Linked DNA regions of Homo sapiens: region 1 is linked to region 2. A link is a contact called in ENCODE Hi-C data. All regions are on one chromosome and are shown on one strand. Each heading gives the region's core, a stretch centred on a gene start or an enhancer-like site at or near the end of the contact. The rest is flanking DNA. Distances are from core to core; before and after follow the strand shown. Region 1 overlaps DOCK10 (dedicator of cytokinesis 10). Region 2 holds the start of ACSL3 (acyl-CoA synthetase long chain family member 3).

What was found. A loop is a pair of places that touch in the nucleus more often than their neighbours do. Pooled maps may share reads with other maps.
Region 1: a loop to region 2 is called in a pooled map, with 4 times the contacts of the local background. The contact joins the enhancer-like site here to the promoter of ACSL3 in region 2. A Hi-C loop is called at or near these places in 4 of 50 pooled maps.

The regions. Positions count from the first base shown.
Region 1 is chr2:224,919,413-224,924,129 of GRCh38, forward strand. All of the region lies in intron 2 of DOCK10 (dedicator of cytokinesis 10), which reads right to left. Among named protein-coding and RNA genes, the nearest start is that of MIR4439, 89 kb to the right of the region's middle. Within about 2 kb of position 3,004, at least 7 of the 41 ENCODE cell types and tissues checked have a DNase peak (open chromatin) inside an H3K27ac peak, as active enhancers do.
Region 2 is chr2:222,859,627-222,864,939 of GRCh38, forward strand. ACSL3 (acyl-CoA synthetase long chain family member 3) reads left to right here and starts at 1,410. Exons shown (of 17, transcript NM_004457.5): 1 at 1,410-1,632. RefSeq lists an enhancer at 1,125-1,419 and silencers at 1,136-1,465, 1,536-1,905.

The DNA of each region.
Region 1 (4,717 bases), core at 1,754-4,253, 2.1 Mb after region 2:
TAGAGTGTGTCTGCATGTGTAGGTCTGTACACATGTGAATGGGTGTGATGTGTCAGTGTGAGTGTGGATGGTGTGTATGTGTGGTGTGAGTGTGTACGTGTGGTGTGAATGTGTGTGGTGTGTCTGGTATGTGAATGTGTGTGGAGTGTGTCTGCATGTGTATGTGTGTACATGTGTGAATGAATGTGATGTGTCAGTGTGTATGTGTGGTGTGAATGTGTGTGGTGAGTGTTGTGTGTGTGTAGAGTGTGCGTGTGTCTGTCCACGTGTGAATGGGTGTGATGTGTTGGTGTGAGTGTGTGTGCATGTGCACATGCATGTCGGGAAGCACGGGGTTTGTATCCTGTGAAAGAGGAAGAATGCCATGTAGATTTAATAAGATCAGAGGATGAAAAATAATGAGAAAACTAGGATCTAGAGACATCAATGATGAAAATGAATGCTCGCCCTAAAGCACAGCTGTGGACTGAGCTCCCTGGGCCACTGCACTTGCTCCAGGATTTAACTGCAGCTGTATACTCAGAAGAGGCTGTGGCTACCAATTCAAACCAGGCATAGGTGCAGGGAGCAAGCATAGTGCCACGGATGGAACAGGGAGCCGTTGCTTTGCATGCAAAGTAAGATAGAGCCAATTTGGATCTTATTATTTACATTTTACTTTTTGTTGCTGTTGTTGTTGAGACAGGGTCTCATTCTGTTGGCCAGGTTGCAGTGCAGTGGTACAATCACAGCTCACAGCAGCCTCGACCTCCGGGGCTCCAGTGATCAGCCTCCCCAGTAGTTGAGACTACAGGTGCGCACCACTATGCCTGGCTAATTTTCACTTTTTTTTTTTTTTTTTTGTAGAGACAGGGTCTCACCATGTTGTCCAGGATGGTCTCCAGCTCCTGGACTCAAGTGATCTGCCTGTCTCGGCTTCTCAAAGTGCTGGGATTACAGGCATGAGCCACTGTGCCTGGCCTACATTTTACATTTTTAATTCCTTTAGAGTTCCCTTCTTCAAGTTGCTTATTTTATGCTATTCACTCTGTTAGAAGATAAATAGTAAATAAACTATATTGAAGTTTTGGAGTAGAATATTAAGAACCATGCCTAAATTGAGCTTTGGGGATTACTGCTGAATTTAAATGATCTGGGATGCCTTTGTTTCCTATTCGGATGGATAATTTACAGATATATGGTGTTGCTTGGTTTCCAGGGAATATTACATATTATAATCTACTGGGAACATTAGACATTTTTCTTTCTAATTAAAAAAAAATTCTATATTATGGCCATTATTAATAAAATTTTTATACAAAAATGCAAGCTATTCCTCTTTTCCATTTTCCACTAGAGTCTCCATTGCTTTCTTGACTTTTTAAAAAAATACTTTAAGTCTGATGGAGAGTAGAGTAACATGGCCCAGAATTAAGCTTATAATTAAGTAAAACATAAATAATAAGATCCAAATTGGCTCCATCATATTTTGCATGTGACACAACCACTCCCTGTTCCATCTATGTAGTAAACTTACTGTCCCACTACGATCACTGCTCTGTGACATAATAAAATAAAGTGGGCTGGGCACGGTGGCTCATGCCTGTAATCCCAGCCCTTTGGGAGGCTGAGGTGGGCAGACCAATTGAGGTCAAGAGTTTGAGACCAGCCTGGCCAACATGGGAAAACACCGTCTCTATTAAAAAAAAAAAAAAAAAAAAATATATATATATATATATATATAATGTATATACACAAAAAATAGCCGGGCATGGTGGCGGGCACCTGTAATCCCAGCTACTCAGGAGGCTGAGGCAGGAGAATCACTCGAACCTGGGAGGGGGAGGTTGCAATGAACCAAGATCATGCCATTGCACTCCAGCAATGTTGCTGGGCAACAACAGCAAAACTCCATTTCAATAAATAATAATACTAACGTGAACACTTAGCTAATTTAAGAAGTTTTTTGTTTGTTTGCTTGTTTTATTGGTAAGTTTCTGGAATGTAGGCTTGGGTTCCCCATAACAGTAATCACATGGCTACTAGATTAGTAATGTCCTATAGTTAGATAGGCCCCCAAATACATAAGGTAATGTTCACATCCAATTTATGAGACTGCGAATTAATTCAGGCCGAGTTACAAAAATTGCTTAATCACGTGTACAATGCCTGGTGGTCTCTTGTTATAAAATGATGTTGACTTTTTACTAAATAAGACAACAGGCTGAATTATGCTCTTGGAACCATGTGATAAATCTAAAACATTATTTTACAATATGTGCAGTTATTGCATATCTAATATCCTGTGCAGGTTACACAAGGTATAGGAAAGAGAATACATGTATGATGTATGCCCATAACGTGCTATTGATCTTAGTTGTATTTTATTATAATGCTGGAGCATTTGTCTGAAAAAGTGCAAGGACAGCCAGGCGCTGTGGCTCATGCCTATAATCCCAGCGCTTTGGGAGGCTGAGGCGGGTGGATCACCTGAGGTTGGGAGTGTGAGACCAGCCTGACCAACACGAAGAAACCCCGTCTCTACTAAAAATAAAAATAAAATAAAATAAAATAAAAATTAGCTGGGCATGGTGGCACATGCCTGCAATCCCAGCTACTCGAGAGGCTGAGGCAGGAGAATCGCTTGAACCCGGGTGGCGGAGGTTGCGGTGAGTCGAGATGGCGCCACTGTACTCCAGCCCGGGCAGCAAGAGCAAAACTCCATCTCAAAAAAAAAAAAAAAAAAAAAAAAGTGCAAGGACTCCACAAGTTTCCACTTTAAAAACTGTGGCACTTCTTCTCATTTTAGATCTCTTTAATGTGTCTCCACTGAAGCAAAAATGAATTGATCGAATACAAAGAAAACTGTAAACAATCATATTTGGTAAGGGTTTTAATATGGTTACAAAGAATTTTTTCTTTTCTGAGAATCAGATGCTTTCAGACCACTACAAATTGTCTTGACCACAAGAGATTTCCTGTTCTCTTTTATAAAACTCTGGTCAACAATTAGTATAGCTCAATAGCATAAAAGGGATCTGAAACTGCAGTGGAACTCAGCTGAGCTTCTCCTTTGGTGGTAGGATTTCATAAGGAGCCTATCTATTGTCCAGAGATCAGGCATTTGGAAATAAAAACTGTCCTGAAATGATGCATGCAGGCCTGTGTTTATAGTTTCAGGTCCATGAGATTCAGACATCCTCCCTTGCAGCCCTGTCACTTTCTGGTTTCTTGTAGCCTGCAGTGGATGGTCTTGGAGGTTTCGTTACAGCCACCAATCTGCTGGCTATACTGGCTACAGAAGACTTCCTTCCAAGCACATCAGGACTATCTCTCAATTGGCCAAAGGTCACTGTAAAAGTCTAAAAAAGGGCTGCTTATCCTATCTTGGGGCTGAGAAAAGCTTCCTCTGACAGTATTGTAGCTTCCCCCTGTTCAAAAAGGAGGACAAAATGATGGTGTTTAAAGTAATCAATCAGTCTAAGCTTGGGGAGTTATAAGCCTCACAATAAGAACTATTAACTAAAACTTTGTGATTAATGACCCTCAGCATGTGTTTAAAAGTGATTTTAACCTAAATTTCTCAGACATCGATATTGTCTTTTATTCTATTAGAGAATGTCCTTAGATTACATTAGTTTCTTGAAAAACATCTTTTACCACATTCAGAAGAGTATTGTTGTGATTTTATTTTACTTATTGTTTAAATATATGAGAATATTACTTTAGTACCTGACTTGTGCTTTAAAGGGAAGGCCCTTCTTGTTTTGCTGGGGTTGAACTGTATGGCAAATATACAAATAATGAACAGTTGTCTATTACTTGATAGCAGTCATTCCAGCCAAGTTAAGCATGAAGACACAGTGTTGTAGTATTTAGGTATATAGTAGTGATAGAATCCTATAAGAAGAACTTCAAGGTGTTTTACTCTTGGATTGACAAACTACTGAGCCAGTCATTTCACTTCTTTTTTGTGACTTATTTTCCAGGCTCCAAAACATGTCTCATCTCCTCTAAAGAGGTGAGGACCAAACATTCTACATATGGGAAGATGTGAGCATTAATAGAAACGAGGTGCTCCAACAATATAAAGACACCTACTGCACCAGGACCTCCCCCTGGCAAAGACTCTGAGGTCTGTGGTCTGAGTTTACCATCCAAGAAAGCCCAGTGAAGAGGGTTGCCTGCTGCGAGGCCTGCAGACATGGTCTAGGGAAGAGAAATGGACTGAAGAGCGGCCCAGCACTGCCAGCTCTCACCGGCTCCATCCCACCTGGCTGCCCGCATTTCTCCTTCAGGGCCAGCCTCATTCCTGCACAGGGCCTTTGCCCATGCTCCTCTGCCTCTCCAAAAGTCTTTTTCTTTCCTCATTCTTTAGAAATCTCAGGTTTTGTATAGGTGCCAGCTCCTTTTCAAAAGCTTTCTAATTCATCCAACACACATTTTTCTTCCCTGAATGCTGTTATTTACTCTCTGTAGCACACATGAAGTCTGCAGCTTACCCATAGAATATTTTAGGCCGAAAGGTTATGCTGCTGATGAATTCAGCCGGTCATTTTACCTGTGTGTTTTATTGTTTATAAGCAAGCCACATTACATCTGCTTTGGGGGTAAAATATAACAACTGTAAAATAAGTTTTGCCATGTTCCTTATTACTCCTTTGCTATGTTCCATTCATTCCTTTTAAAGAATAAAGTGCTCGTATCTACATATATGCTTTCATGATTCCTTTGTATC
Region 2 (5,313 bases), core at 160-2,659:
CCATAATATAAAGATAATGAAGAAAGATATTGTTGGAATTCTTCTAGTCTGTTTTAGGCTTATGGATAGATAAAAAGGTGCAATATTAGTTTTCTTCTCTCGGAAAAAAACCAGTATTTTCCAGAGGATTTCATGGTTCTAGAAGTACTACTTCTAAAGCCTGCTTCTCTCTGCAGAGCTGCGAATGTCTTTTCAGATAAGAAATTCTGCATTCCATTTATCTTCAGGATGTATCCTTTGATAAGATTTCAACAGATTAATGAGCAACTGAACTGCCATATTTTGAAGTGGGAGAACAGTTTGCCTGAGTCAGGTATCCATCCCTTTAGGTTCTCGATTGGCCCTTGGCCCACGGTGAGTGAGCTCTCTTTGCTTGGTGCATCATCGCTCCACCTAGTTCAAGTTCTGGCGGCTTCCTGATTTTGATTCTCTTGGGAAATGAGGCCTGCTTTAGCCTGAGGCTGGCTCAGGAAGGCAACCTTTCACCTACTTAAGGAAAAGTTCACAGGCAAACTAAACAATATGTTGGGTTAAAAAAAGAGACCAATCCTACTAGTACTGGGTGAGTGAAAATCTTCTCTCTTACAGTACATGTAGTTCTACTACCTGCACTGGATGCTTTCTTTCTTATCCTTGTTTAGTGTCTAAAACGAGAAACAATGGCAAACTCCTTAAAATACAGAACCACTGTGGATTCCTAAGAACGTTCAAAAACAATAATTTGGAGTAAACTTTATTTTTTGAAAAGAAATAGCAAATTTGCATGGTGAGTGCATTTAGAGGAAAACGGGTTATATGCTAGGTCAAGTGAGGCCAAAACAAGAGAAATGATAATGGATAAGCTTTGAGTTTTTGAGGCTCTTCTTGCCCCAGGCAGTTCCAAAAGCCATTTTATTTGGCAGGATTTGACAGCAATTTCTGCAAGAACGGGATAACTAATCCAGTTAAAAACGAAAAAGAATATGCATACTATTTCATAATTTATATTGAAATTTATACATTACAGCAATAATTGTGCGACTGTAATTTTTTTTTTTTTTTTTTTGGTGGAGGGGTGTTTTTTCCTGGAGGGACGGAGCTCCTGCAGACCCTATTGGGCTAGCCGCTCCTCCCACGTCGCTGCCGCAGATCCCCGCTCCCCTCCCCCACCCGCGGTCCGTCCCTCCTGGTCGACCCCGTTCCCGCCCCCGCCCCGCGCAGACTGCAGCCAGGTCCGGTCCGCGGCGGCTCCGCGGAATGACCCGTAGTAACCTCGCCCCGCCCCGGGCCGCCAGCGCCGCGCTCCCCGGCCCGAATTCGATAGGCCCAGCCCCGCACGCGCCACCGCTCGCGGGCCAATGGGTGGCAGCCTCTCTGCATAGGCAACGAGTGCCGGCCGGGGGTGAGCGTCCCAGGCGGTTCCGCTCAACAGACGCTGCTGTGGCTGCGCCGGGCTGCGACACTGCAGTTGTCTACGCGGCCGGGGCCGGGACGAGGAGGCGTTGGACGGGGTCGCATACGTTCGTCCCCTCGCATTGCGGCCCCGACAGCTGCGCCAGGATCCCCGGGCGGCGGCGCGGGGCGTGAACGCTCTGGGGCTCAGCCAGGCCTGCGCGGGCCCGAGGCCGGAGGAACCCGGACTCCGGCGTAGCGGTGAGTGCGGCGCCGGTTGTGGGAGCGGCGGGAGCCGGTTGGCGGCGCGGCCTCCGCGTGCGGTTCGGCTGGGCCCGAGGGGCTCCCCAGCCTCGGGGCCTGGGACCCTGTCGTCGGCGCCGCACCTGACCGCTGGGTGTGCGCGCGGGCGGCCCGCGGCACCAGGAGCAGCGGCGAGCAGGGTGGGAGGCGGCCCGCTGGGGTCCGGGAAGCGGCTGACGTGGGGCCTCGGCCCTGAGCCCACGCGAGCCGGGAGCTGCAGCGCGAACGGCGTGGGGCGGCGCTGACCAGGCAGGGAGGATGCACTGCGTGCCTCCCGGCGCTGTGGGGCGGGGTGGGGAGGCCACCCCCTTGAATTAAGAGGGCTCTGCCGCGGCCCCAGCAGTGCGGTGTCCGTGGAAGGAGACTCAGCCCTGCGATTTCGGAAAACCCTTGTTTGGCGGGGCGGGAGGGGCTGTTGCTGCGTGGGGTGAGAAGAAACTAGGTGCGTGAGGTGGGTCGACCTTGGTGATTGGTTCTGGGCACTATCGTGGTGGTGGGACTGGGATTAAGACTGTCGTTTGGGGTTTGAGAGTTGCAGCTTTGCTTTTCCCCAAGTGCGTTTTAATCATATACTGTTGATAGGTTGGGTAACTCGGGGACTGCTTACTACCAGCAGTCCTGTGGGGTAGGTGTTATCAGGCTCGTTTCACAGATGAGGAGCCCGAGGCACAGGTTTTCAAATGGTTTTCGCAGGAAGTCTGATACTAGAAAGTGTGCTCTAAGCTGCTGTATAAAAGATCCCTCGAAAATGAAAAGGCTGGAGGAATGTCTTTAAAATTATATGGAAGCTAGAAAGGCAGTAGGCTTTGTGAACGAAATTATAGCTGAAAAGAATGACAAATAGCTGACATTTATTGAGCTTTTATTACATGCCACGCACTGTTTGGAGAGCTTTATGTACAGTGTCTTCACACTGTTAACAGTCCTCTGGGGTGGGGGTTATTCCCATTTTACAGCGGGAGAAACTGCAGATTGGACGACTTAGCTTGCCTCAGATCTCAGCTAGTAAGAAGCTGGGATTCAGACAGGCCTGTGTAAATCCAGAGCTCTGAAATCTAAGCACTATATTTTGCTGCCTCTCCTTGGTGGCTGGCTGAATAGTTTCCACAGTGGATTTTAGTCTGGGTGGCCAGGAGAGTTGTAGTTTGATGATACCTTCTTTCATGTTTATCAACCTATTTTGTTTCCCCAAATTAGTTCTGAGAGTTAAGGGTGCTGATGAGTTGCTCCTGAAAGTGTATTAGAAGGGTATTATAGGGGACAGGTGGTGTGACATGGGAATCTTTTGCACAGACTTGATTTTGTTTTCTGGCATTTTTCTGGGCAGTTCCTCACACTTGGGGATGAGTAAGCCTTCTAATTGTCGCATGCGTTTTCTCTCTAGACTTTTCCTGGTTTCTCTTTTGTATAAAAATATTGGTTTTGTAGGATGACATTGGGTGTGGGGCAGAGTGGTCCATTGGACCTAAGGGTCAAGGTGACAAGTCACCTCGTATCTTTGGATCTCAGTTACTGAATTTGTAAGGCTTTAGACTCAGTGACTTAAAGCTTAAATATTCTGAGGGTCTAAAATGTTCTCCTTGAAGGAAGAAAGGAAGAATGGGAGAAATGAAGAACGCACAAATTATAAGGGGAAAATCATCCTCTGTCTGGTTTGGGGTGAGAATCAGATCTTAAAGCCTCGAGGTCTGTTTCATTTGCTTTTGTGTTTCCCTGCTGTTTGGTTCCAGTTAAGTGACTGTTTCATTCCTCATTTGATTAATTGACTCACCTAGAGCCATTTAATTTTTGTGATATGTCAGGCACCTTATTAGGTGCTGGGAATACAGCTGTGAATAGAGGGAAAAATAGACAAGAAGCAAATGGTCATACAAACGGATAGGTGGTTGCAAGTTTGATAGGTACGATGAAGGAAAAGTATTGTGTGAATGAGGATTATGAGCAAGATTGTGATGTAGATGGAAATCTAGTCTAGGGAGCTGTTTTTTGAATTGATGTGGTGAGATTTTGCTAGAGGACAGTCTTGAAATCTGAGCCTGCAATTATGTACATAATGCAAGAGTTTGGGAAGTTGTCAGCAACAATAATTCTTTTCATTGCACAGTGTATTTCATACTCAGAATGTCATCCCGGCTCTCATTGCAAGATACGAAAATGAGATAGGCAACTTTACAAGTTGTCATTCTGTCTGCCTTCAGGGTACTTAAAGCTTAAATAGTCCTCTAATACTTTCTCCCACTCAAAATGAACTGTAAGGGGGAGTAAGACTCTTTTATGTGAGATTTGGGCTTGAATATTGGATTTAGATTTTTTTTAGGAAAGCTAGGCCAAGGGTGATAGGCTTTTAAAACAACGAGCATCATAATGACTCAAAAGTATCCATTGTAGCATACGCTTCACAGGGTCATTTAACTTAAAAGTCTCATCATCTTAGGAGATCATTTTTTGATGGCTGGATTGGGAAATATAGATTGTTAAAAATATATAAATGTCTCAGTTGAACATGTATGAAGCCAATTCAAATAATACATTGCAATATATTTACTTAATGGCCATCTGCATGCAAAACACCGTCCTAGGGGTACCATGTGGCATAAATAAAAAAGATGAACTTGCCAAAGTTACTGCTTTCAAAGAGATTTCAGTTAATGTATACTAATACTCAAATTTAAGGTTTTTTTTTTTCAAAGTGCTAGCATATCTCATCTGATCCTTTTAAGAGCCATATATGATAAACAGAAATACTGAGAAAATGGAGATAAAAAATTGTCAGGATATGGTGATAAATAGTAAATGGAGTGGGAGAAAGAGGTGCTAAGTGATTACTAGGTTTCAGACCTATGCAACTAAAGAGGTATGTGTGCTATTCACTGAGCTGGGGCTTAACTGGTAGAGAACTAGGTTCTGGATATGGGAAGGGCATGACTTTAGTTTTGGAAGTGTTCAGCTGGAGCTGCCTTTGAGGCCTTTATTGAGGTACTGGTTTTGTGCTGAGAATTGGGGTGGCCATTTACCGTTTTGAAGACCTCCATGTAGAGGCAAGAGCTCAAACCATGGGTATGGGTGAGATTGCCTGTGGGGAGGCTATAGAATAAGAAGAGAAGGAGGCCTGGGATGGAGCTGGGCAGAGGAGGTTGAGCTTGTCAAGGAGACAAGAGTGGCCAGGAAGGTCAGAGGACAGCCAGAAACAGATGTTCCTGCAAGGCGATGAGTCAGTACTGTGGAATGCTCCTATGAGAGAAGAATTGAGAACCATCATTGAATTTAGCAACATGGAGGTCACTGGTGACCTTTGAAAGAGATGCTGATCTGCAGGTAGGGGTGGGATGGGGAGCAGTGGGAGGTGAGGAAAACGGAGACAGAAACTGTTTCCAATAGGTTTGATTTCAGCATGTTTAAATGCTGATGGGAAGGCTCAGTGGAGAGGGAGTGGTTGAATATAGACTAGAAAAGGGTTTGTGCAGAGTTCCTAAAAGGATGGGGTTGGGATGGGACCCAAAGTACAACTGAGGCCTGTGTCTTTGCTGGGAGGAGGGGACACCTTCCACAGTAACAGAATACAGGCCTGTAACCTATGGAGTACTAAGCAAATGCCAAAAATTGTCAAGAACTGTTAAATTTCTAAAAATTAGCCCAATT